Regions from separate parts of the Homo sapiens genome. Here region 1 is linked to region 2. A link is a loop called in an ENCODE intact Hi-C map of the cell type or tissue named here. Cell type or tissue: B cell. All regions are shown on one strand. Each heading gives the region's core, and the rest is flanking DNA. Links, peaks and the distances in the headings are about the cores only. Region 1 overlaps MGAT5 (alpha-1,6-mannosylglycoprotein 6-beta-N-acetylglucosaminyltransferase). Region 2 overlaps MGAT5 (alpha-1,6-mannosylglycoprotein 6-beta-N-acetylglucosaminyltransferase).

Region 1 (12,905 bases), core at 3,030-11,029, 74 kb after region 2:
AGAGAGGCAACAAATTTCAGTTGTCACTCAGCCCTGCCACTCACTAGAGAAGTTATAGTGGCAAATTCACATTAAGCCTTGACTTCATCCCATGTAACATGTTGCTAGTACCCGTGTTATAAGGCCCTATGGGGAATTAAATTGTGTAGTGTGTGTGTGTGTGTGTGTGTGTGTGTGTTACGAAGCCCAACATATTCTAAGCCTTCATACATGATGGTATGCTTATGTAACTCCTTTAAAAATTATTCTCTTAATGTTCATTGTGAAATGTATAATATGTAGATTAGCAAAAAGAAAATGAAAAGCACCCAGAACACCATCATCCAGAGATGATCTCAGACTTCTCGTATGCATTTCTCTCATTTAGTTTTGATTATACTTAAATCATCTGAAAAATACAGCATGAAATCCTGTGTGTTGGTGACCCATTAGAACAGAATACTTCACATTAATCATGAAAGAAAAAGCCATAACACAGACTAATCATTATTCTTTCAAAAGAATAGAACATTACTACTAAGAGTTTTGCCATATTATATCTAACAACATGCATATATACATTGGATTTATTAGTTTTCACAGTAGCTTTATTACTTTTTCTTTCCATCTTTAAACTCCAACTTGAGCTGTCTTATGTATCTGCCAGCAACTTTTTTCCCCTTAATATAATGAATTGTCCATCCTACAGACCTTAGAAATAAGTCTGACCAGATTAGACTTCTAGGGACTCAGAGAATGCTTTGATTCACAATGTTCATGTTTAAGCTGCAAAACCCTTTTTGTTCAAAGAAGTTTAAATCACTATGAGGAGGAATGTCAAAAAAACAAATTGTTGTATTTTATATCTCCTTGTTCAAGAAAAGGGATTTTATAGGGTCCTTTCCATGGAATGTGCATTGATGTTCTAAAGTTTTAGCCTGGCTGGTCTTTGTTTGTTTTTGTTTTCTCTTCATTTTGTGGCCTGAGGCTAGTGAGCTAAAAAGATTAGTTCATGTCAGAGTTTGCTTTCCAATTGAAGGTTACTGGAGGAATGCTTCTCCTCAATCGATTGTTGTGTGCGTGTTGCCGTGAGCTCAGACAGTTTTAATTTCTTAGACTTATGGTGGTAAATTGTAGGCTACTTTTAAGACTGTCCAGTCCCTTCCCTGGCAGAGGGCTTGAGGGAGGTCTTTCCCAGGCCATAAAAGCTGGGTAGAGATGGCGTTGACGGCAGGGGGTTGGTGGGGGGAGGCAGGGTACCCAGTGTGTCTCCATACTGAGGGGAAATATAAAATCATGTCCCAGGGAGAGAGTACCAGGAGCCACAGTTGAGAAAGTGTGAAGGAAGGTGGTCATAGACAGCTGTAGGACGCTAGGGCTCTGAGAGCCAAGAGTAGAAGAGCTATTGAGAATGACTTGAAATAGAACCATTTTCAGGTCAAGAAGGTGGTGGGTAGGATTCCAACTTACAAGGGACGTGAAGGACCTCTTCAAGGAGAACTACAAACCACTGCTCAATGAAATAAGAGAGGATACAAACAAATGGAAGAACATTCCATGCTCATGGGTAGGAAGAATCAATATCATGAAAAGGAAGAATCAATATCATGAAAATGGCCGTACTGCCCAAGGTAATTTATAGATTCAATGCCATCCCCATCAAGCTACCAATGACTTTCTTCACAGAATTGGAAAAAATTACTTTAAAGTTCATATGGAACCAAAAAAGAGCCTGCATCACCAAGTCAATCCTAAGCCAAAAGAACAAAGCTGGAGGCATCACGCTACCTGACTTCAAACTATACTACAAGGCTACAGTAACCAAAACAGCATGGTACTGGTACCAAAACAGAGATCTAGATCAATGGAACAGAACAGAGCCCTCAGAAATAATGCCACATATCTACAACTATCTGATCTTTGACAAACCTGAGAAAAACAAGCAATGGGGAAAGGATTCCCTATTTAATAAATGGTGCTGGGAAAACTGGCTAGCCATATGTAGAAAGCTGAAACTGGATCCCTTCCTTACACCTTATACAAAAATTAATTCAAGATGGATTAAAGACTTAAATGTTAGACCTAAAACCATAAAATCCCTAGAAGAAAACCTAGGCATTACCATTCAAGACATAGGCATGGGTAAGGACTTCATGTCTAAAATACCAAAAGCAATGGCAACAAAAGCCAAAATTGACAAAGGGGATCTAATTAAACTAAAGAACTTCTGCACAGCAAAAGAAACTACCATCAGAGTGAACAGGCAACCTACGAAATGGGAGAAAATTTTCACAACCTACTCATCTGACAAAGGGCTAATATCCAGAATCTACAATGAACTCAAACAAATTTACAAGAAAAAAACAACCCCATCAAAAAGTGGGCGAAGGACATGAACAGGCACTTCTCAAAAGAAGACATTTATGCAGCCAAAAAACACATGAAAAAATGCTCACCATCACTGGCCATCAGAGAAATGCAAATCAAAACCACAATGAGATACCATCTCCTACCAGTTAGAATGGCAATCATTAAAAAGTCAGGAAACAACAGGTGCTGTAGAGGATGTGGAGAAATAGGAACACTTTTACACTGTTGGTGGGACTGGAAACTAGTTCAACCATTGTGGAAGTCAGTGTGGCGATTCCTCAGGGATCTAGAACTAGAAATACCATTTGACCCAGCCATCCCATTACTGGGTATATAACCAAAGGACTATAAATCATGCTGCTATAAAGACACATGACATGTATGTTTATAGCGGCACTATTCACAATAGCAAAGACTTGGAACCAACCCAAATGTCCAACAATGATAGACTGGACTAAGAAAATGTGGCACATATACACCGTGGAATACTATGCAGCCATAAAAAATGATGAGTTCATGTCCTTTGTAGGGACATGGATGAAATTGGAAATCATCATTCTCAGTAAACTATTGCAAGGACACAAAACCAAACACCGCATGTTCTCACTCATAGGTGGGAATTGAACAATGAGAACACATGGACACAGGAAGGGGAACATCACACTCTGGGGACTGTTGTGGGGTGGGGGGAGGGGGGAGGGATAGCATTAGGAGATATATCTAATGCTAAATGATGAGTTAATGGGTGCAGCACACCAGCATGGCACATGTATACATATGTACCTAACCTGCACATTGTGCACATGTACCCTAAAACTTAAAGTATAATAATAATAAAAATAAAAAAAAAGAAGGTGGTGGGGCTCACCTTGGGGTCCAGCTTTATTGGTAGCATCCTCTACTGGTGGGTTAAGCTTGTTAAAGGACCCTGGACAGATCAAAAGAAAACAAAGTTAGGGATTAGGAAGTTGTTACTAGCCTTCAGCAAGATTTTCCTTGAATGTTATTAATGGTGTTCTTATTTAGGAAAATGTTGCTCATTTGAGAGCTGTTTGTTTCAGTACTTGGAGTTATTGCCAATGCTGGCTTTCTTCCAATCCTGGTAATCCTCCGAGGTTTCCCAGAGAAAGAAATGCTTTGTTTTGTTTTTCCCTTCTCCCCATGGGATAATTGGTTTATGTATAATTTAATTATTTTGTTAACCAGTTATCCTATCACAGCATACAAAAACAACCTTAAAAACCCACCTTCCCGCTCTGTGCTAAGATGTTCATAATTGATTTTCCCACCATTACGAGTGCATGTATAACAGCAAAATTTCTTGCTAAAAGCTAAATTGGATTGACTCTATATTTTATATTTTCAGGAGTGCCCTTGGAGCCTTAGGGAGTAATACCCAGTGATTTAGAATAAGAAGAACTAAGATAAATGATCAGTTTCAAAGAGGCATTACAGTCTTCAGGCTTCTGTAGGGAAGTCATCTTTTTAAAAATCACCTGGGACTGTATTTTCATCACAGTGAATCTTGAAAGATTCTTCTTGCAGTGGCAGAGTGAGGAGAGAACTTTATGAGTATCTGGTCTCGCTCATGTCTCTCCTCTTAGTTGATTTTCTTTAGTCTTGTTTCATCTTTCCCCATCATGCTATTCCTGGGAAAACTTCATCCTGGTGGGTGGCTGGTAAATTTGGTTATTTACTTGGTGTAAGGTGTATTTCAAATCTCTACTTTCCTTGCTCATCCTTTTTTTTTTTTTTTTTTTTTTTGCAGGGTTGGGGGTGGGATGGGGTGAGGTTAAAGATCTCACAATCAAGTCTACAATCCATTTGAAGTCTTCATGTTATAAATATGCTTTATTGAGTCCATTAGCACAAATCTAATTGGAGCTAAATAATTCAATCTGGCCTAAGAATACAAGGTACAGATGTGCATAATGCTACTGAGACCAGCTTAGGCTTCATCCACTTGCAGGCTTTTTCTCTGCTGTTTTTCCTCATTTTTCTCATTTGTGGAGCTGCAGATATTGCCTTTCATGGTCATGTTGTTGTCAGATCCCAGTAATTAGACTGTAGGCCTCCAAGGCAAGTTGGTCTTTTCTTTTTTATGAGTAAAAACCATTTTAGCTTTCCTTGTGGGGAATCCTTTTGAGTCTCTGAATCATTCACAAATATGGTAAGGTCTAATTTTATCCCGTAAGAAGATAAGAGAATATTTCACTTTTCCTATTCAGAGATTCCGCCCTCTCCCCAAGCTTTGCTTCTCTCTGCTTATTGCTTTGGGATCATCTGCAGTGGCAGATGGCTTTATGCAAATCAGGCCAATTACTTTGGTTATAGTAAAGATCACCTTGCATTATGAGTAACTTCCAGATTAAGTAAAACTGACATGTTTCTTTGAAAACTTACCCAGACTGAGAGGGCACACTGTCTTGTGCTGACCCATGAGGCTATAGCTCCACACGTCTCTGCTATCTTAGTGACCCCTTTAAGGACATTCCCTCACTCTATTGCTCATTAAATTTTATAGATCTACCTGGCCATAGAAAAATTATTTTCAATGCCTGTTAGCCATATTTCATAATCTCATTCTTTATTAGTAAACGGGTGATAATGCTGTCTTCAAATTTTATGGCTAGTTTTGACAGAGAACAGACACCAATATAACTTTAATGCATTTCTCATTTTTTTGCTAGAAATTAAGTTGCCTAATAGTCTTTGATAACCTTTGCTGAAATAATTTCTATAGAATCAAGTTCTTTTTTCCTTTCTCTTTCCTCCTCCCCTCAATTTCTAAACCTTATTCATTGACAGAACAATCCATCTTCCAGATTGGCTCTCACAAGATCATCAAGGTTTTTTTTTTTTCTCCTCCTTTCATTTCTTTCTCAGATAGGTTTTACCACCTTATTTCTTGAGATAGTGTGAAGCAAATAGCTAGAAAATGAGGGAAACCTTGACCAATTAGCCCTAAGCTATCAGTGGCATTCCTAACTCAGATAAAGGATTGAGTTCTGTGGCTCCAATGCCATTCCCTTTCCTTTCCAGATATGCCACAGCAGATAAGGATCTTTCCTGTCCATTTGCTAAAGGGTCACAGAGACACCTTACATTCTCATTCCCCAGTGGCAATGTTTCAGTCTTTTAACTTTCTGCCATTAGACTGCCTTTCCTTCTGGTACAGAGATGTGAGGCTTAAATGACTAAGGAATTAATTGCTGTAAAGTACTTCGAAGGACAGATGTAAAGTATAATCTCTTCCTTCTGACCTTTGCTGCTGATTGTTTCATCTGAGAGGGCACTTGTATCTGGAATACTAGCTAAAAGCATGGGAATTTGGCTAATAATAAAAATAGCACATATTAATATAGTGCTAGTTGTGTGCCAGGAGCTGTTCTCGGTGCTTTTTATGTATATTAATTCATTATAGATGAAGCTGCATATTTAGTGTCACTGATGCTTTTTAGGTTGAAAATTGGTGTCCTCATTTACCTTGGAGAGCAAAAAATCCCTACGAAGAAGCTGATCATAATTCATTGGTAAGTGATTTTGGAAAACTCTTTCTAGACTTGTGCATTTAGGTCAGATGCCAAGTGATACATGTGGAATCTTCTAGAAATGCCAACTATAACCTGAAATAGTGTTACACTGAAAAACTTCTGTATTCGTCTCTGTGGAAGTCTAAGTGACTAAATCAGTCAACCATTAGCATAGGTTTGTTTACTGAGCAATTCTCTGAGGGTTCCTGAATGATAGGCTACTGATATGAGTAAGACCTGGTACGAGCTGTGGAGGCCCTTAGTGATCTAATAAGGCTGATGGCAAATAATGACCATCTCTGTCACAAATGCTGTAATATAGGCCTGTGGGAATTAATGAGGAAGAGGTCATTTTAGTCTGCAAGGTTCAGGGTAGATTGAATAGTGAAGATGACATTGGGGCCGAATTTAAATGATGAGTGAGTTTATATAAGGTCAAGGAGAAAAGGGTATCTCTCGTGTGGGAAAATGAGAGCATAGCAGTTTCAGGGAGGAGAGCATGCACGCATGGTTCAGTTGGCCAAGGCCATAGGTGACTGGATGAGCTAGGCTGAAGGTGAAATTGGGAAGGTAGGAAGGGGACTGTGAAAGTACTTGTTGCCACATTAAAAGCTTAAGTCTTTACTCTTTAGACCATAGATCACTAAACTTCTACAAAATACCCAGATAGTAAATAGTTTCATCTTTGCAGGCCATATTGGTCTCATTGCAGCTCCTCAGTTCTGCCATTGTAGCGCAGAGAGCAGCTGTATATGATATGTAAATGAAGGGGCATGGCTGAGTTCCAGTAAAATTTTATGCACAAAAACAAGCTGTGAGGATTTAGCCCAAGGGCTGTAGTTTGCTGTTCCATGCTGTAAACCACAGGAGTCGTAGGATATTGTTTAGTCAAGAAGGGAAATGAAACTGGATGTGGCGGCTCATGCCTGTAATTTCAGCACTTTAGGAGGCTGAGGCAGGAGGATTGCTTGAGGCCAGCCATTTGAGACCAGCCTGGGCAATACAGCAGGACCCCATCACTACAAAAAATTTAAAAACTAGCTGAGCGTGGTGGCGAGTGCCTATAGTTTCAGCTACTTGGAAGGCTGAGGTGACAAGAGGATCGCTTGAGCGCAAGTTCAAGGCTCCAGTGAGCTGTGATTATGCCACTGCATTCCAGTCTGGGTGGGAGTGTGAGACCCTATCTCAAAGGGGGATAAAGAAGGAAAAGAGATGAGTGTTCAGAATGAGCTATGGTGATTACTGAAAAGGTGGACTCAGCATGTTTGAGATGTTCTATGAAATAAATACTGGTTATTATGTTTCTCTATTATTCCAATCACTCGTTGTATCCAGCTATATTATCCAGAGCATTAGGAAAAATATTCTTCCTGGCTTTTAATTTATTCTGTTTGGAATTTTAAATTGTTCTCACTCATGGCAGAAAAGTAGTATTCTTGGCTCTTTAAATTCCTTAGAAAACAATGAATTTTTGTTTGGACTGGGACAAAACCAGAAGATGAGCATTTATTTCCCTATTTAACTCTGTGGACAGAAAGAGGCTTTCTGGCAACTTCCACGTTGTCAAACAGCCTGCTAAGAATTGACTTCAGTTTTCTTAGAAGTCTGCTGTCCTGTGGTAGATCCAAGTGGAACAGTAAATTTGAGTGCTGAGAATTTCAAGGTACATCAACCATACTCATTATAAAAACTGCATTTTAACATAGCTCAGGGCTTTGTAATGCCTGTGCTGCTTTTCTCAATTTCTAATTTTTTAATGATGTCCCTTTGGGCAGATCAGCAGTCAGCAGCCTTGGCTTCAGTTTGCAATCCTGGGACCTTAAAGTCAAAGCTGCAGCAGACAAGACTTACTTTTGAAGCTCTCAATTTAATTGACTAACCCTTTTAAGTTTTCAGATGTCACATCATGAAAACTATTATGCTTTCTGACTTTTTATCTTCTATTCATTTTATTAAATTTCTGTTGCTAGGCGGAAATTCGTACAGATTTTAATATTCTCTACAGTATGATGAAAAAGCATGAAGAATTCCGGTGGATGAGACTACGGATCCGGCGAATGGCTGACGCATGGATCCAAGCAATCAAGTCCCTGGCAGAAAAGCAGAACCTTGAAAAGAGAAAGCGGAAGAAAGTGAGTTTCTTATTAATTCAGTGCAGTTAGATGCCAGCTTTCTTTTAAAATTTGATTTTGCTTGGAAACAAGACTAAGAGAAATGTCATATCTCAAATGATATTCTCTCAGGGTGAATCTGCTCAGTCTCTTGTACAGCTGTTTTTGGGTTGTCCTTTCCCCACTTACAATGCTCCCACTTAGCAGGGTCTGGCACAAGTTTCTTGGGTGAAGCCAAGCAGAATATCTGCCTGTAAGACTTTTCCTTTGAACCTGTCTTTGTCAGGGTATCAGGAAACTTTCCCCCATTTCCTTACCTGAATCCAACCTTCGAGAGCTTCCTATTATATCATCATGAAAATTTTGTATTTTTGTTGTTTTTCATCCCTGGCTTTTGGATAGCCAGTGAGTTTCATTGTTACTCTGTCTGGTTGGTGCTTCTGCTTATGCCCGTAGGGGAGAGAGAGAGAGAAATTTGATTAAATTTGAGCCAGTTTCTTTCTAGTTTATGAGGACAGGCTTGGAAAACCTCTCGAATACCCCTGGGCTTAGAAGACTTTATGCCCTGTTAGCTATAGATTTGATGGTCTGGCTTTAGATTAACTGTTCTGTTCTGATTTCAGAACTGAGCAAAGTGAGTAATTTGCTCCCACATCTAAAAAACTTAAAAATGAGTTTGGTATTCCTAATCCAACTAATTTGATATGTTTGAAAAAGAAAATAAAGATACATTTACAGGATCCCAAGTCACAGTTTGATAGGTCAGTTTTGCCTAGATCTCTTGAATTTGTGAGACAACAGGACCACACATTCTGTCACCAAATGGTTGTGTATGGAAGAGCATGTGTTCAGATGTGCAGGTGGGCTGTAAAAAGAAATAAAGAATTTTTCTGTATATTCCTGTGGAGTAACCTCGAGGATATATTGTTAGGTGAAGAAAAGTAGAGAATAGTTTACATTATTTTTGAGAGAGAGAGGGAATTTATATCTATGTATACATAAAGATATATACAGATACATATATTTGCTTCTTGCTGTTAGTTTGAAAACGTATTTTTCTTATTTTGATAAACTAAAATTAAAAATAAAGGAGATGGTGATGATGGTTGCACAATAATGTGAATGTGCTTCATGCTACTGAACTGTATACATTAAAATAGTAAATTTTATGTTAGGTGAATTTTACTGCAATAAGGAAAAAAATGGTCCAATTATTAAGGGGAGTTGGGATTAGCATGGAGGCAACAGAAACTACCATAGAAACTAGACTTCTGAATATATCTGACTTTGTAGATTTGATGCTGGAATCATTTTATGTAAGTGTTAAACAAAATGTTATTACCAAAAACTAAAAATTAAAAGGAATATAAAACAAATGAACTGACTATATATCCATCCAGTTTTGATGGAAGCGCACAGAAAAAGACTGTTCTTAGTGACTTCAGAACACAGTAAACTGTACACTTCTGATGGGATATCACAAAGGATAAAAACTGTAAAAACATCTTAAAACCATTTTTATTAATCATGTAATATGTGGTAGCATTGATATTCTCATTCTGAATCCATTGTGAACATTGGAGTAAAGCAGATGAGTAATTATGTTAGTGTCTTTGAGAAGTGGGATTTGCAGTGTGGAAGAGAAGAATTAATGGATGGTAGGATTGGTGATGTTATGTAAAAACACTATGACCTTGAGTTTGAATTGGAAGCACCAGTCTAAACTCATGATTTGTTTTATCTTTGAGGAAGAACAAATTTCCTAGCTAGGGCCACTATCAGGCCTATAAATAGTAATAAAATTGAGTCCCTTAAGCCCCACACTTTAGTCTCTAAATGCTGTTTCTACTAAGTGGTATAAGAGGTTCTTGGAAAAATGGCTTATTAAGGTCCAAGACAGAAGTTGTACCTGTTGAGCCTACAACAGTCTTGTCAGGCACATCTGTCTACCCATGTGCAGAGAAGCTGTCAAAGAAGACTAGGATCGTGTCAAAAGAACTTAGGAGCCAGCTTGGATAGCCTACCACAGGCCTAGATGGGACAATTGGATAGTCAGTGAGAGGAATATCCACAATATTTTGAAGCATATCAAATATGCTTTGATGTCATAATGATTTTTTAAATTAAAAATCCTCATAGATCATCATTAGAGTAGGCTAAAGAACAAGTTTATTATTCTGAAAAACTGGCAAATGAAGAGAAAGAATCAAGTATTTACCAGGCTCCTTCTTTACAAACCTTAGAGTTACCTCAGGGTGACCAAATGGTTGATGAGGGGTAGTTTCTCTTTATAGAGAGGTATTATTCCAGCTAATAAACAAAGAAGGAATGGTAAAATATCATCATTTTGCAGTCCGTAATGGATTAATGGATCTAGCTAGTGACCATCCAGGACTGCTAACATCCCAAGACAGAGACACCTGTACATTGTTTTCTATGAGGCCAAGAGACATATGAGGCAATTATTACGTATGCTCTCTGACTCTTGAATCACACAGGTGCATTTAGAAAAAATAAAGGGCAGTTGAAGAAGTATGAATATTAACTGGATATCAGATGATGTTAAGGAATTACTAGGTTTTTTAGGGATAATAGTGATGTTCAAGTTATATTTTTCAAGTGAAGGTTTGTTCCTTTTAGGGATACATACCGAAATATTTACAGATGAAAGGATATGTCTAGAATTTGTTTTGAGATAATCTAGAGGGGTTGGGAGAAAATGGGGGTATAGATTAAATATGCATTAATAATTGTTGAAGCTACACAGTAATTACTTTGGCATTGACTATATTGTCATGTTTGCCTTTCCATGTGTTTGAAATTTTCCATGGTAAGAGGTTAGAAGTATTTTAGCTGTAGATAAAAGACCAATAGTGTTAGAAAATACTGTCCTGTCTTACCTTCCTTTAATCCCGATTTTACAAATACACTGTGCTTTTAAAAGGTGGAATTATCTGTCCATACCTTGTACTCATAGCCATACCAAGGGCTGCAGTGATTTTGTTTCTCTAAAACCACAATGAAAAATGATTTCCTTCCTTTGTACCTTCTAGAAAAACAGCATTCCCCACCCTTTGATTTTGTTAGGATGTAAACATGACTTTGGGATTGGTCAATCATTTCTTGGCGCATTACTGTGCCTTTTGTATGTGGTTCAGTGTGAATCAGTATATGCCTCTTTGTTTTCCAGGTCCTCGTTCACCTGGGACTCCTGACCAAGGAATCTGGATTTAAGATTGCAGAGACAGCTTTCAGTGGTGGCCCTCTTGGTGAATTAGTTCAATGGAGTGATTTAATTACATCTCTGTACTTACTGGGCCATGACATTAGGATTTCAGCTTCACTGGCTGAGCTCAAGGAGTAAGGAGATTACTTTTCAATTTTAAAATCAGAATACAAAAAAGAAATTGTAAACTCTTAAAGTATTACCTCTATTAGTGTATAATTTTTTGTCGAGGAAAATGAAAGTGATAATTCACTAAACAGGAGATAAGAAGATTATTTTCAGGAGCTAAATACATACACTGTGAAAAGGATAATATGTTTTCATTGTCGCTGAAGGCTCCAGAGGCTTCATAAATGAATGCCAGAAAATTCAAACTAAGGAGCTTATTCTTTGCTATTACAGGTGCTTCCAACATCTGGAGCACAAAACATTATTGACTTTCCTAATTCCCTGTCTCTTGCTGAAATTCATACCACTGCCTACTCAACATCAATCTTGCTAAATCTTGAAACAGGGCAGGTTCCTGTTTGTAATTCAATTTGGATAGAATAAATTTCCTGAAAGCCCTGAGCTGATCCTTTTTCAATTAGCCAACTTTCAGCTGAGTCTGTTAACTCTACTTGGGTTTTTCATTTCACTGAAATTTGCTTCTAGCTCCAGCCCTCCTGTAATCCCTTCTATATTGGCATAGCTGGCTGAGCAGGGACGCTTCCATCCCCTGCAGTCACTTAGGATTACTGCCCATGGAGACTTCCCACCCAACAGTCAAGTTGCCATGTTGCTATATGTCGTATATTTCCAGAAGGAATACCTTGAATGAACATTCTAGAGCTCATTGAGATGAGAGACATGTTAAAACAATATATGGTGGCTCCCAGCACTTCGGGAGGCCAAGGTAGGTAGATCACTTGAGGCCAGGGGTTCAAGAACAACCTGGCCAACATGGTGAGACCCTGTCTGTACTAAAAATACAAGAATTAACCGGGTGTGGTGGCCCATGCCTGTAGTCCCATCTACTCGAGAGGCAGAGGCTGCAGTGAGCCGAGATCATGCCACTGCACTCCAGCCTGAGTGACAGAGCAAGTCTCTGTCTTAAAAAAAAAAAAAAAAAATTGGATACACAACCTACAAAGTGGCTGCATTTATACAGTTAGCAGTCACTCATCTGGTGTCTTCTGTAGGCTAGTTTTGGTGTCGGGCATACAGAGATGGCCAGCTTGTGGTCAAAGATCTTGCTGCCAATCTTTTGATAATTACAACTAATATATTAAAAATAATTACACAAATTCCAATTCTATTGGTGCTAATTGAGGTGTACGTGGATGCTAGAATGTAAGCACTGGGATTGCAGAAAACTGAGTATCGTTTGTCACTGTGTAGTGGGCACCTAGATAGTGCCTAGCAAGTAATGAGTACTCACATAACTATTTATAGAATGAATGAGTGAAGGAATAAATAGGTGAATGAATGAGTGGGTAGGTAAATAAATGGAGTGCTGTGGTAGAACCAGGGACAAGTACTGCCTGGGGAGGTCAGGAAAGACATGTTAGGGATTTATCAGTCAGAGACTGAATTTGATGGTCAAGGGAAAATTTGTTCAGTATGTCCTCACTTAACATCGTTGATAGGTTCTTGGAAACTAGGACTATAAATGAAATTATGTAAAATGAAACCAATTTTTTTCAT
Region 2 (12,299 bases), core at 1-8,000:
TGCATCTCCCAGCCAGTGTGGCAGGGGCCATGCCTGCCAGTGACGTCTCGGGAATTGTGTCATGGATGGTGCCACTCACCCGAGTCAATGCTATTCTTGTTTCTGAGGTGAATTGATCTCTGTCTCCAGCAGCCTGACCCAAATTCTGATCCCTAGTGATCACCTCTTATCTAACAGGACAAACCCGGTCCACTTGTGTTCTCTAATGAACAGTAATGGAAATCTGAGGCAAGGTGACATTTCCCCTTATGGTCCATCCACACGTTGTTAACCCTGGCTTCTCTGGGCTGGGGTACTGTCCTAGAAAAGCTGCCAGCTCAGGCTCAAGCAGCTGTGGGCTCCCAGCTTCTCTCTGCCGACCCCCATCCCACTTTGCCTGCTGCCTGTTTCCTCCTTGACCTCCAGGTTCTGTGTGCCTGTTCTTCCCTACGTTCTGCCTGTCTCCTGGTTCCCTGAGCTTTTTAGTCCTGGACTGGCCCTTTGGCTTCTGTCTTTCAAGCCTGGTCCTTCAGGAAATGTCTGTCATTGGCTGGAATATCCCCCACATTTTGTGCATACAGTGAGAAACAGATGGACAAAGGCCCTGCTCTCATAGATGCTTTGTTATCTTTGGAAGGGAGAAATAATAAGCAAGAGAAAGTCAGATAGCAGTACATTCCAGGAAGAAAAATGGTGATAGGGTTTAAAATATCTGAGGGGCTACTTTGCACTAGAAGGTCACCTCTCTGGAGGTATCTTTTAACCAGAATGACACACGGAGCAGCCAGGTACAGTGGAAAGAGAGAGGTGGAGGCAGAGCATGCCAAGGAGAAGGCACGGCGTATGCTAGGTCCTAAGGCCTACTCCAGGGTAGAAGGGAGGCCACTGTAGCTAGAACGAAGCAAGCAAGCAGTGGCATGGAAGGTGTTGAGGCAGTGAGAAGCCGGCAGCTTATGCAGAGCCCTGTAGGCTATGACTTCTGGTATCAATATGGATGTTCTTATGCAGAAACCAGATGTTGACCTCACCCTATAGTTCACTGCTTTCTCTATGGGAGGAAGGAAGTTTTTTCCTTAAGGAGGCACACACGCCGGTTGGAGAACCAGCATAGGGCTTTTGGTTGCTGGTTGGGGGCAGTGGAGAGGTAACTGCTTTGGACTTCCGATTGGCCCTCATTGGCTTGGGATGCTATGTCTAAGATGTTAATACCATTTAGGGCTGCCGAAGATTGCTCTGAAAGGTTAGCAGCTGCCCTGTGTTGCAGATCCAGATAACGTTCTGAGATTCGAATGAGAGCTTTTGCAAGTGTTTCCTTCCACCTCTCTTGTGAAAAAGGAACAAAAACAGGTTGGATTTCATTAAAGATGCAAGCATGTAAAGGGTTTTTTAGTTTGTTTTGTTTTTCCACTTTTTTTTTGTGTCTCTCTTCCTACAAATAGGGAAATATGGTCAAGGAATAGGAATGGTTTCTTTTTTCTTTTTCTTTTTTTTTTTTTTTTGAGGGCTGGGACTGTTGTGGGATAATGTGGAAAACCACTGTTGCCAAAGTAGAAATCCCCTGCCCTTGAGGGAAATACACTGTTCTTGAAGTGAAAATGGTAGGGAAAAAAATAGCTGGGCTGTTCAGTGTGTCTGAGAAGGCTTTTAGTTACTGTATGGTGACGTGGCTGGTGTGATTAAAGAAAGGGCTTTCTGCTTTAAAAAGCTTGGAACCTAAAAATGGGCCTCTCTGTGGCTTGGGACTTTTCCAGCCATCCTGTGGTAGAGTCCAGCCTGCCCAGTATCCTCATCAAAGCCAGGCCAAGTTCACAAGCACGCCCAGGCCAGTCAAAAGGTCTGAGGAAGACCTCAGAAATGTTTTAGACAGGAGGAGTAAACTCAGAATAAGGGGCTCATTCTTCTACCCCTCAGTCATTAAGACCCTTTCTTTCATGCAGCACCACTACTTCAAGTCTGGATTGAGGAGGGATTGCACGCACATGTGTGAGGTTGGAGTCTCAATCTCAATGTGATTGTCATTGCCATGTTCAAACGATGAGGCTTAGAATGTCCCTTGTCTTACCTGATGGTCATAGCTCTCTATGACCCTCTGCTTCTTCCCAGCTGTGTCCTGGTGCTCTTTTGCTGTCAGAAGTGCTTGAGCAGACCTCTTGCTGCTGTGGACACCCTAAAAAGCTCCGCACCCCCTCAAGTCTACTAAGGCATGGTGGCTCTCTTCTAGGACAAGACTGTTGGGTGGTGGCTGAGCATTCGCCTGTCTTTGAGCGTCTGCATTTGCTCTCCCCCACCCCTTCCTCTCTTCCTTCTTTGTTTGTAAATAAAGTTGGTTAGAACACAGCCATGCGCATTCCATTCTGTTTCAGAGAAGTTAGCCTTCCCTCCTTCACAGGAGGGCCCAAACCCACTGTTACTCTCATTCTTTATAACACTCAAGCTACTTAGCATCAAGTATTTGTTGTATGAGCTGATCATGTGTCTCTCCCACTTACAATGTAAGTTCTGAAAGAGGAGGGACTTTGGTCTGTTTTGTTCCCCACTGTGCCCCAGAGCTTAGTACCTTTTGCCTGGCACATAGTAAGAGCCATGAATGAATAGCAGCAGCCCCTGGTGAAACTCTGTGATGCTCTGTGTGGTACAGTTACAGCTGGGACTCATTTGAAAATCACAGTAATGTTTTTAGTGAAGCAGGAAATGAGAAGAAATTCCCTATGGGCTCTGCATCTAAGAGGCTCCAAGTAGCTCTTATGCATGATCCTAACATGGGAACCATTGTTTATTCTGGAAGGTAGTTAGTGTTTCTGTTGGGCGGATGGAACACATTGTGTTCCTTACTGATGTGTGACCTTGAACAAGTCACCGATCATCTTAAAGCTTACTTCCTCTTTTGTAAAACAGACAATATAATATCATTTAACCTCATAGGCTTGTTGTAAGGATTACAAATGACAAAGTTTATTAAGGCACTTAGATTAATTTAGATTATTCTTGTTCTTTTTTTTTGGTGTTGTTTTTGTTTTATTTTGTTTTGTTTTGTTTTGGAGATAGAGTCTTGCTCTGTCACCAAGGCTGAAGTACAGTAGTGTGATCAGGCTCTAGCAACCTCCCCCTCCCAGACTCAAGCCTTATGCCCACCTCAGCCTCCAGAGTAGCTGGGACTATAGGCATGTGCCACCACACTAGGCTAATTTAAAACAAAAGTTTTTTTCTGAAGATGGAGTCTCACTGTATTGCCCAGGCTGGTCTCAAACTCCTGGCCTCAAGTGATCCTCCCATCTCAGCCTCCAGAGTAGCTGGGACTATAGGCATGTGCCACCACACTAGGCTAATTTAAAACAAAAGTTTTTTTTCTAAAGATGGAATCTCACTGTATTGCCCAGGCTGGTCTCAAACTCCTGGCCTCAAGCGATCCTCCCACCTCAGCCTTCCAAAGTGCTGGGATTACAGGTGTGAGCCACTGTGCCCAACCAGCGCTTAATTAAAATGCATTCATTCCTATTAGTAATCACTAACTCTGGCTTGAATGTACCTGCATCTGTTACCACCCAGGCATAACTGTTCATGTAGATCTGACGTTGTTCATTTGTTTGAACACAGGGCTTCAGCAACCTGTTTATGTAGCTATTCTTAGCATTTACAGGGGTAGAGCCTGACCAGACATGAGAGGAAATATGCTCTGTTTCAGAAGAGGTCAGGCTTGCCACCACCCTACTAAACTAGGAGATGTGGTTGTCATTGCCCTGTTCAAAAGATACAGTTTTCTTCTGTGGGCTGTAAGATAAGCTGGGTATGGCCAAGTTCACCTTTGGATCTAACCAGGGCATTGGTGGTGGTGGTGTTTCTGGCATGGTACAGCAAGCAGGAAGCAGTAGTGTGCGAGGCCACCCTTTCCAAGAAGGTGCGGGCCCTGGCATCAGGTGGGGGACAATGGATAACAATAGGCTTGACCTCTCAGCACTTCTCTGATTCCTTATCTTTTCTATAAAAAAGGCTAAAATTCTTGGTTCCTATTCCCTGCAGCTGGCTACATGTTAGGAAAATTCAAAGAATAGCTTAAGAACTCTATTCAGGTTCCATAAAGCACTTAATATCATCAACAGGCCTAGAAAGGATCTTTTACCAGATTTCGATGCATGGAAACTTCCTCAATAGTAATGACACCCTCTGCAACACCTTAGGAAAAACATTCGCTTCTGGGCACAAGTTCTGGTGAAAGCTTAAATCTGTAGTTCTAACCCAGAAGAGAAGGCTAGTCAGTGTTGCTGAGCATCTGAGCTGCTCTTTGACTTTGGTGATAATTGTTTTATGCCCTTTTCTGTCCAGAATCTGCTGACTGGGACAACTGCAGGGTGGAAGCCACCTTTTTGTCAGTTCAGGAGCAGGCAAATTATCTAACATGTGGCTTTAAAATTCAAATGAGATAAGGCAGTAAGGGTCACTAAGATGTTTCTGGTGGGTATTGCCTTACATGACTTTAGGGTACTGGTGGCACTATCTTTGATTCTTAAGAGTACAATTCATTGTACTATGTATATATATTTAAAATAACACTTAATGCCTTTGTGACTTTGAAAATAATGTGAATTTTTATGTAAAATTAAAGCATATGAGGAAGTATGGAGAAGAATAAAGAATAAATACACTCTTTACCTCTAAATGCAGATCTTACCAGATAAAATTGATTTCCCTTTAGTTCTTTAAAAAAAAAAAGTGATACGTACATGTGTGTATATGTGTATATATGTACATGAATATATGCTTTTTTAAAAATTAAGATACTGCATTTCCTTATGCCATTAGGTTTTTTTTTTTTTTTTTTTTTTGAGATGGAGTTTCACTCTTGTTGCCCAGGCTGAAGTGCAATGGCACGATCTCGGCTCGCCGCAATCTCCGCCTCCCAGGTTCAAGCGATTCTCCTGCCTCAGCCTCCTTAGTAGCTGGGATTACAGGCATGTGCCACCATGCCCAGTTAATTTTGTATTTTTAGTAGAGACGGGGTTTCTCCATGTTGGTCAGGCTGGTCTCAAACTCCCGACCTCAGGTGATCGGTCCCCCTCGGCCTCCCAAAGTGCTGGGATTACAGGCATGAGCCACCGCACCCGGCCAGCCATTAAGTATTTTTGATGACTGTATACTTTTCGTTTTTTATCCATCCACTTAACAAATATTTATTGAACTCCTGATATTAATAGCTAGTGGCTGTAAACAGAGATGACAAGCAGACTTGGTCTCTGCCCTCCCTAAGTTTACAGTCTAGTGATTTATTCTATCTTATGAATGGCTGACATAATGTAATTTAATCTTTTTATTTTGTGTTTGGGTAATTTCCAGTTCTTATCTGTAATAACGCTATTTTATAAATAACACTGCTTTGAATGTCCTTGTACATAATAAATGGACTGTATTTGGGTCATTACTGTAACTCTATTATCTTTCTGTGGAAAGATCACTCTAAAATTAATTTAAAAATATATAATTGATGAAACTTGACATTCCTGACAGTCAATGGAAATAAGAGGTTGAGGTTAATTCTTTTTTCAATAGCACCTTCCTTTCTCATTAACGCCCTGTCTTTGCCAGTTTCTCCAGAGCAGCAAGTGAAGCTGCTCTGTGGCTCTGTTGTTCATGCTCTGCCTCTCGGGCAGCCATGGTGAAAGGGATTTGATTCATGAGCAGGCACAGATGTAAATAATTTTTGGCATTTCAGATGTAAGACCTTGCTCATTGCGTAGTTGGTTCTGTGCCATAGTATCATGGCGGCCGTACCTTCACAGTAGATCTCAACCTTGGCTGTGCCCTAATCCTTGACGGACTCTGCAGATCCGGATTTAGTGTGTTGAAGATGCAACCTGGTAACTGACTGCACAAAGTGAGTCTGATGCACAGCAGGGCTAAGAACCACTGCTTTAGAAGCATGTTCCAGGAAAAATGGGGTGGTGGACAGCATAGCTCCCAAGCATGGCCATTTTTGATAATTCCTCAAATACGGATTGATTTTGATGATCTGGGAAATGAAGGTTTACCACCCAGTCTCACAGCATTAGCTGATAGATCTATAAACCTTATTCCACCAGCAGGGCCCTCCTTTTTACTGAGATCCCATCTCCTTGAATTCCAGAGATGGAGAAAAGTGTGACTTGCAGTTATAGCTCCTTGGCTGTCTGCTCAAGGATGTGTCTGTCAGGCCCTTCCAATCACTTCTTACCCATCAATACCATGGCTTCCTGGAAATGAAAACTTAACAGAAGCTGTCAAATAACCTGTTCCAATGCAGTTTAATCGACCTTACCATTTATCAAAGAATGCTGGCATGATAGAAACCAAAGCCTGCTTTCCCCAGAGAGACATTTTAAATGTTTTTCAACTACTTTGATCTCGTCTTCATCATGTACAGTAAGTTTTAGGAATGCAGAATTGCAGTAGTAATGTTGGGATTAAATTTTTATTGCAAAGGCTTTGAAGCACAAACAAAATTTTAAAAGCTCATTAGTAATTGAAAATGATAATCTTGTTGAGGACGCATTTTATGGCTATAATAACTATAAGACGCAATGAAATATTAAAATATACTAGAATTTGGAGTAATATTTTTCTATTTTTATTAAACTATAGAAATTATTTGTACAGTTGTATTGAACAAAAGGGTTACCATTAGGATTAAAACACAAATGGTCTGGGCGCGGTGGCTCATGCCTGTAATCCGAGCATTTTGGGAGGCTGAGGCTGGTGGATCACAAGGTCAGGAGTTTGAGACCAGCCTGACCAAGATGGTGAAACCCCATCTCTACTAAAAATACAAAAATTAGCTGGGTGTGGTGGCACCTGTAATCCCAGCTACTCAGGAGGCTGAGGCAGGAGAACTGCTTGAACCCAGGAGGCAGATGCAGTGAGCTGAAATCGTGCCACTGCACTCCAGCCTTGGCCACAGAGCAAGACTCCATCTCAAAAAAAAAAAAAAAAAGATTAAAACACAAAAATACTGTTATTTCTTTATTTTATTTTATTTTTGTTTATTTGAGATGGAGTATTGCTCTGGCTCTGTTACCCAGGCTGGAGTGCAGCGGTGCAATCTTGGCTCACTGCAACCTCCACCTCCCAGGTTCAAGCGATTCTCCTGCCTCAGCTTTCCGAGTAGTTGGGACTACAGGCACACGCCACCATGCCCAGCTATTTTTTGTATTTTTTGGAGAGACGGAGTTTCACCATGTTGGTCAGGCCGGTCTCTAACTCCTGACCTCAGGTGATCCGCCTGCCTCGGCCTCCCAAAGTGCTAGGATTACAGGCGTGAGCCGCCGCGCCAGCCTGTTATTTCTTTAAAGTTGTGATAAAACTGTTAACAGTTTTTGGAGGTTTAACAGTAAAATACAAAGGTGCAAAATAATTTCATTGCCCGGAAAGGTATAATTTATTGAGCCTTATTTGTGAGAGTACTATAGTTTGTTTCACTCATTCATTTGTTCACTTACGTAACACATGCTTAATGTGCCTAGCACTGTATAATGATACAGATATGGGCTTGGCGTCATCTCTGTCATTGTGTTTTTTATTAACAACATCCTTAATCTTGGGTTGGCTGCTTTGAAATGGTGACTCAGGTAGCTGCTTGAGTTGAAAATGAACTTTTTTCTTTCATATTGGGAGAGAAAACATGCCTACCTAGGTAAAGTGCTTAGAGAATTCAAGGTTTTTAGTAGGCTTATATTCCGTCTTCATTTTAAGGGAGAAGATAAAGAAAGAGTCTTAATTTTAAAAAAATCTTGGATCACTTGATGTATCTGGTAGTCTCCAGTGTCAGCTGGTGGATGTTTAGTGATACTGGGTCGGGTGGACAGAGTTACCACAGGACAGGGACATGAGTGAGTCTTAAGAGTGATTGGTATATGTTGTTACACAAACACATGGCAAAATCCCAGAGGTTATTCCCTAACAAGTAGATTCAGGGGGAGCAAGTCAGAGATGCTTGCTGGTGGACAGGTCCATTGTAGTTCTTAAGAGGTGGTGAAGCATGGTGGGTAAGAGCCATCAGCCCTGGAACCAGACTGGGTTTGAGTCCTGGATCTGTAATCACCTCTGCTAAGTTATTTAGCCTCTCTGTGCTGTGATTTATTCATTTGTTAAGAGGGGCATAGGGATGATCACATGCTCCTCAGACTGTCTTGGTAGGATTAAATGAATTAGTTCATGTAAAGTGCTCAGCACACTGCCTGGCATATAGAAAGTTCAATAAGTGGAGGAGGTTATATTGGGGTGGCCGTGGTGATGGTGATCCCTCCTCCTCATTATGAATCCCCTTTTACACTCCATGTCACACAGTCACAGAAGGTCAATCTTTGGCAGATGGGGTCAACAAGAGATAGTAGGTCAGTTGTATTTACTGGTCACTGTAATTTGAGAATTGAGGGAGAATATCTTCTTAATTGTAAGTATGACAACTTCATATCCTACCTAGAGTATACTCCACTAATAACTATCACCAATAACAATGGATTGAGGGACTGTGTCCAGTAGTCTGATGAGAGCCCATCAGCATTGGCTCATGTTCTGTTAGCTCCCCCATAGGGAGGAAGGCAGACTTCTCTCACTGCAACTTTCTGTTGTATTTGTAGCAGTCCCTCCAGTGAATGGAAGTCACACATGATGCAGGTTCATTCAGTAGGCATTTCCTATCCTGTAACCTCTCTATCACAGTTCTCTCTCCATGTCTCCACAGAGGGGCAGTGGGGAATACAGAGGGGTTGAGAGAATGCACCTAATTCAGCGGTTGTCAAATCAGGGCAGTTTTGTCCCTCCAAAGGATATTTAGCAGTGTCTGGAGACGTTTTTGATTGCCACACCTGGATAATTGCTGTTGTCATTCAGGGAGTAGAGACCAGGGATGCTGCTAAGCATCTTACAATGCAAGGACAGTCACCACGACAAAGAATTACCCGGCCCAAAGTGTCAGTAGTGCCGAGGTTGAGAAATCCTGAGTTAAGTCACACTAGAGGGCCAGGGCTTCTGTGCTTGGCCAACTACAATTACCGGTGATAGTTAAATGCTATTCTAGATTGTATTCGGATTCTAGCTGGCTGATGACACAGGCTCTAGGCAAAGAGGCTGAAATGGGGGAGATTGATCTTTTATATCTGAAGAGTATTTCTTTATACTGAACATTGCCACTTCTCACTGGCACGACTGCCCCCTTCTGTGTGACTGGCCTCTGGCACTCTTCAGAACTCTGGAGAGCCAGTTGATGCATTAGACTTAGTGACAGAACAGGTGACTGACTCCCGCTGTCTGTGCCAACTAATGATGTGCCTGTGACAAACTGAGTCATGCTGACCGTGGGACTGCAGACCGCAGAGGAGAGTGCTCTCATGACCCCTTGGATAAAGCAGTGAAGCTTTGCATCACCTGAGGAGAGAGTTCTTTGGGAAGGATGAGAACATTTTCCAGTGAAAGGTTTTATTTTACTTATATATTTAACAGGCAGTTATGCAGTGCTTATTATGTGCCAGCCAGTATTCAAAACACCTTATAAATATTAACTCTTTAACTCCTCTTGACAACCTCAAAGCTGAAGTGTTGTTCATGTCCCTCTTTTACAGGTAAGGAAACAGGAATGCCAGAGGTAGGACTCAAACCTAGGAACTCTGGCTCCAAAGTCAGGCCCTTAACCACTGTGTTATGGATGAAAGACTCTGAACTTCACCCTTGGTTTCTTTTTTCTACCCAGGTTCTTGACTTCTGATTGGTCCCATTGAGATGTCAGGGAATTAAGCAGTCCTGAGGCAAGCCCTCATTTTATCAGCTCATTATTTAATATCTGTGAACCTCAGTTTTCTTATCTGTAAAACGGAGTCACATCTACCTCATGGGGAGGATGTGAAGATAAAACAGTTGTCCATTTTGCATTGCTGTAAAAAATACCTGAGCCTGGGTAATTTATAAAGAAAAGAGGTTTATTTGGCTCAAGATTCTGCAGCTGTACAAGAAGCACAGCACCAGCATCTGCTTCTGGTTCATGAGGCATAATGGAACAGGCTGGTGCACCTTTGTTGAGATTCGCTGGCTGTGATCTGTGCTGTTTATGTGAGCATGTGTGTTTATTTCATGGCCAGATTACCGCATCTGCTCAGGGACAAGTTTGCTCTGTTTTTAGGAGAATGGAAGATGGCACCTTCCCGTTTGTCTTAACTCAGGGCTTTTCTCAGTCCTGCTACCCACACTGTGCACTTTTCCCCTGGCCCACTCCCAATTCAGAAATGGGTCTGGATTCTATTTCTGTGGATGGTTATGCAGTCACCCATCTGCTTTTCTGACACATACAAGTCAGTATATCTTTCTGTGATTATGAATTTTTAGAGGAGAGAGTCTAAGCTTATCTTTTCTTTTTTCTTTGAATATCTTGTCTACAAATAGTAAATGCATCCATAGGGGTGAAGAAGGAGTTCCTGTAATTTTTCCAGAGGGAAGTGCAGTACTCTTTAATGTGTAGTCAGATGTGTGAGAAAGGGAACCAACTCTTAAATGTAAGAACGATGAGAGTATATCCCCAGCATCTAGAATAATATCTGGCACATAGTAGTAGCTTAATAAATATTTGTGAGCAAATGAATGAGACTAATCTTTATTTTAAATATTTCCTAAATCTGATTATAGTCAACTCTGGGTTACCTAGCAGACCTGAAAATCTGGAGCTGTAGCTTTTATGAAGTGTTAGTGTATGTAACTAACAGAATTAAACACTTTTTAAAAAACTGGGACATGCTAGAGTATGCAACACGAAAAATAACAAACTTGATCCAGAGGCTACTTTGGGATCTTGCTGCACCCTTGGGGTGTCAAGCTTTGTGTGAGAAACTATGGTGCTGTAAGGAGGAGGAATTCAGTGTAGTGCTATAGCAGGATGCTAAATAACAAGGAGTTTTCTCTCTTGACCAAGTAGCTGGAAATAGTTATACCATGTTACTTATTGCCAGACTTGCATTCCACGACAGACTGATGTATTTAGTAGGATCTGGGCCAGTTGAAGACGGCCCTTGTCATCTTTCAGATGTGGTTTGACAGATCTTTTGTATCACTTCAGAAACATTTGAGAAGTTTTGTTCTCCACGATAAAGAGAGAGCAAGCCAGACAGATATGTAGAGGCCATAGAATTTTAAAATTGTCTGCACTTTCTTTTACAGATCTGAAGAAAACCCTTGCTGTGTTATTAGATAACATTTTGCAGCGCATTGGCAAGTTGGAGTCGAAGGTGGACAATCTTGTTGTCAATGGCACCGGAACAAACTCAACCAACTCCACTACAGCTGTTCCCAGCTTGGTTGCACTTGAGAAAATTAATGTGGCAGGTAAAAATAGCAATTCTCTGCCCTGATATGGAGTCACACCCTGCTTTGGACCAAGAAGAGAATAAAGGAGAGCAGTGGTTCTTACTGGAACCTGCATAATATAAATTCTATAAACTTGGCATGGCCATTGTAAAGATAAGTCTAAATTTATTTTTTAATAGCAGATGTTAAAATGCTTTTTATAGTTTTATCATGATGCATAATATTTGGTGGTTTGTGTGACACATTTGCTCTTAATGAGCTCCTGGAATTCACTTGTAAAGAGAAGATTCATGGCATAGATTAAATGAAATACAGAGGTTATTTGAGAAGCTTGTGCCTTTTAGAGTTCTTCCTCCTCCGTACTCCCATCAGACAATTTTGAAAGTCTGTTACGTATAATAGGTTCTCTCCTCCCTGTTGTTAAAAAAGAGCCACCATTGCCGAAAATGCCTCCTATGTATATATGGAGAAATAGAAATTCTGGAAATGGCTTTTAGGAGATAACCCCTGCCTAGTCGTAGGCAGATTCTGTAGCCACTCATGTACACCACCATGCGGTTCCCACTGGGAGGCATTTTGTTTGGCTCCTTCTGGAAACTGGAATATTGGATGAGACAAGGAAAATTGACTAAAAACAACACCCAGATTATACGCTGCATGTTGTTGCCTGCAGCTCACATTAGAACCCCCCCATCCCCGCAACTCCCCCACCATCACACTGCTCTGAGGTCAGCCCCTGGGTCTTTGTGCTTGAACCAGGACTGCTCTTGTTAGGGTGACCACGATTTTCTGGGGACCCAGGACAAAGTGAAGAGCCTGAGGATTAGGATTCAGTGCTTTGGGTGAATGGTTGTGAACAAGCTGTCTATACTTTTGGTGGGTGGTAGCCAAACTCTGGTTAATAGATAAAGTAAGTAACTAGGTTACTTTTGACATCAGTTCCTGCTTTAAAAAAAAATCTTGTTTCATATACTTTTAAGCTTATTTTCCTTTCCCTTTTGCTTGTA

The links. Hi-C counts contacts between places; a loop is a spot of excess contacts. Peaks named below come from ENCODE experiments on the same cell type or tissue, not always from the same donor. Only the 100,000 strongest peaks of a DNase experiment are listed, where the experiment ranks them.
Region 1: a loop joins it to region 2, with 2.4 times the contacts of the local background. A loop is called at or near these places in 3 of 110 quality-filtered maps.

The regions. Positions count from the first base shown.
Region 1 is chr2:134,330,407-134,343,311 of GRCh38, forward strand. MGAT5 (alpha-1,6-mannosylglycoprotein 6-beta-N-acetylglucosaminyltransferase) reads left to right here. Exons shown (of 16, transcript NM_002410.5): 5 at 5,811-5,882; 6 at 7,853-8,014; 7 at 11,184-11,353. Among named protein-coding and RNA genes, the nearest start is that of MGAT5, 83 kb to the left of the region's middle. In B cell, for the core only: no CTCF peak of the experiment used is centred there; no DNase peak of the experiment used is centred there; H3K27ac peaks cover 5,173 bases.
Region 2 is chr2:134,259,241-134,271,539 of GRCh38, forward strand. MGAT5 (alpha-1,6-mannosylglycoprotein 6-beta-N-acetylglucosaminyltransferase) reads left to right here. Exons shown (of 16, transcript NM_002410.5): 2 at 11,146-11,310. Among named protein-coding and RNA genes, the nearest start is that of MGAT5, 11 kb to the left of the region's middle. RefSeq lists an enhancer at 2,471-2,520. In B cell, for the core only: no CTCF peak of the experiment used is centred there; DNase peaks (open chromatin) are centred at 2,771 and 3,611; H3K4me3 peaks cover 4,076 bases; H3K27ac peaks cover 7,486 bases.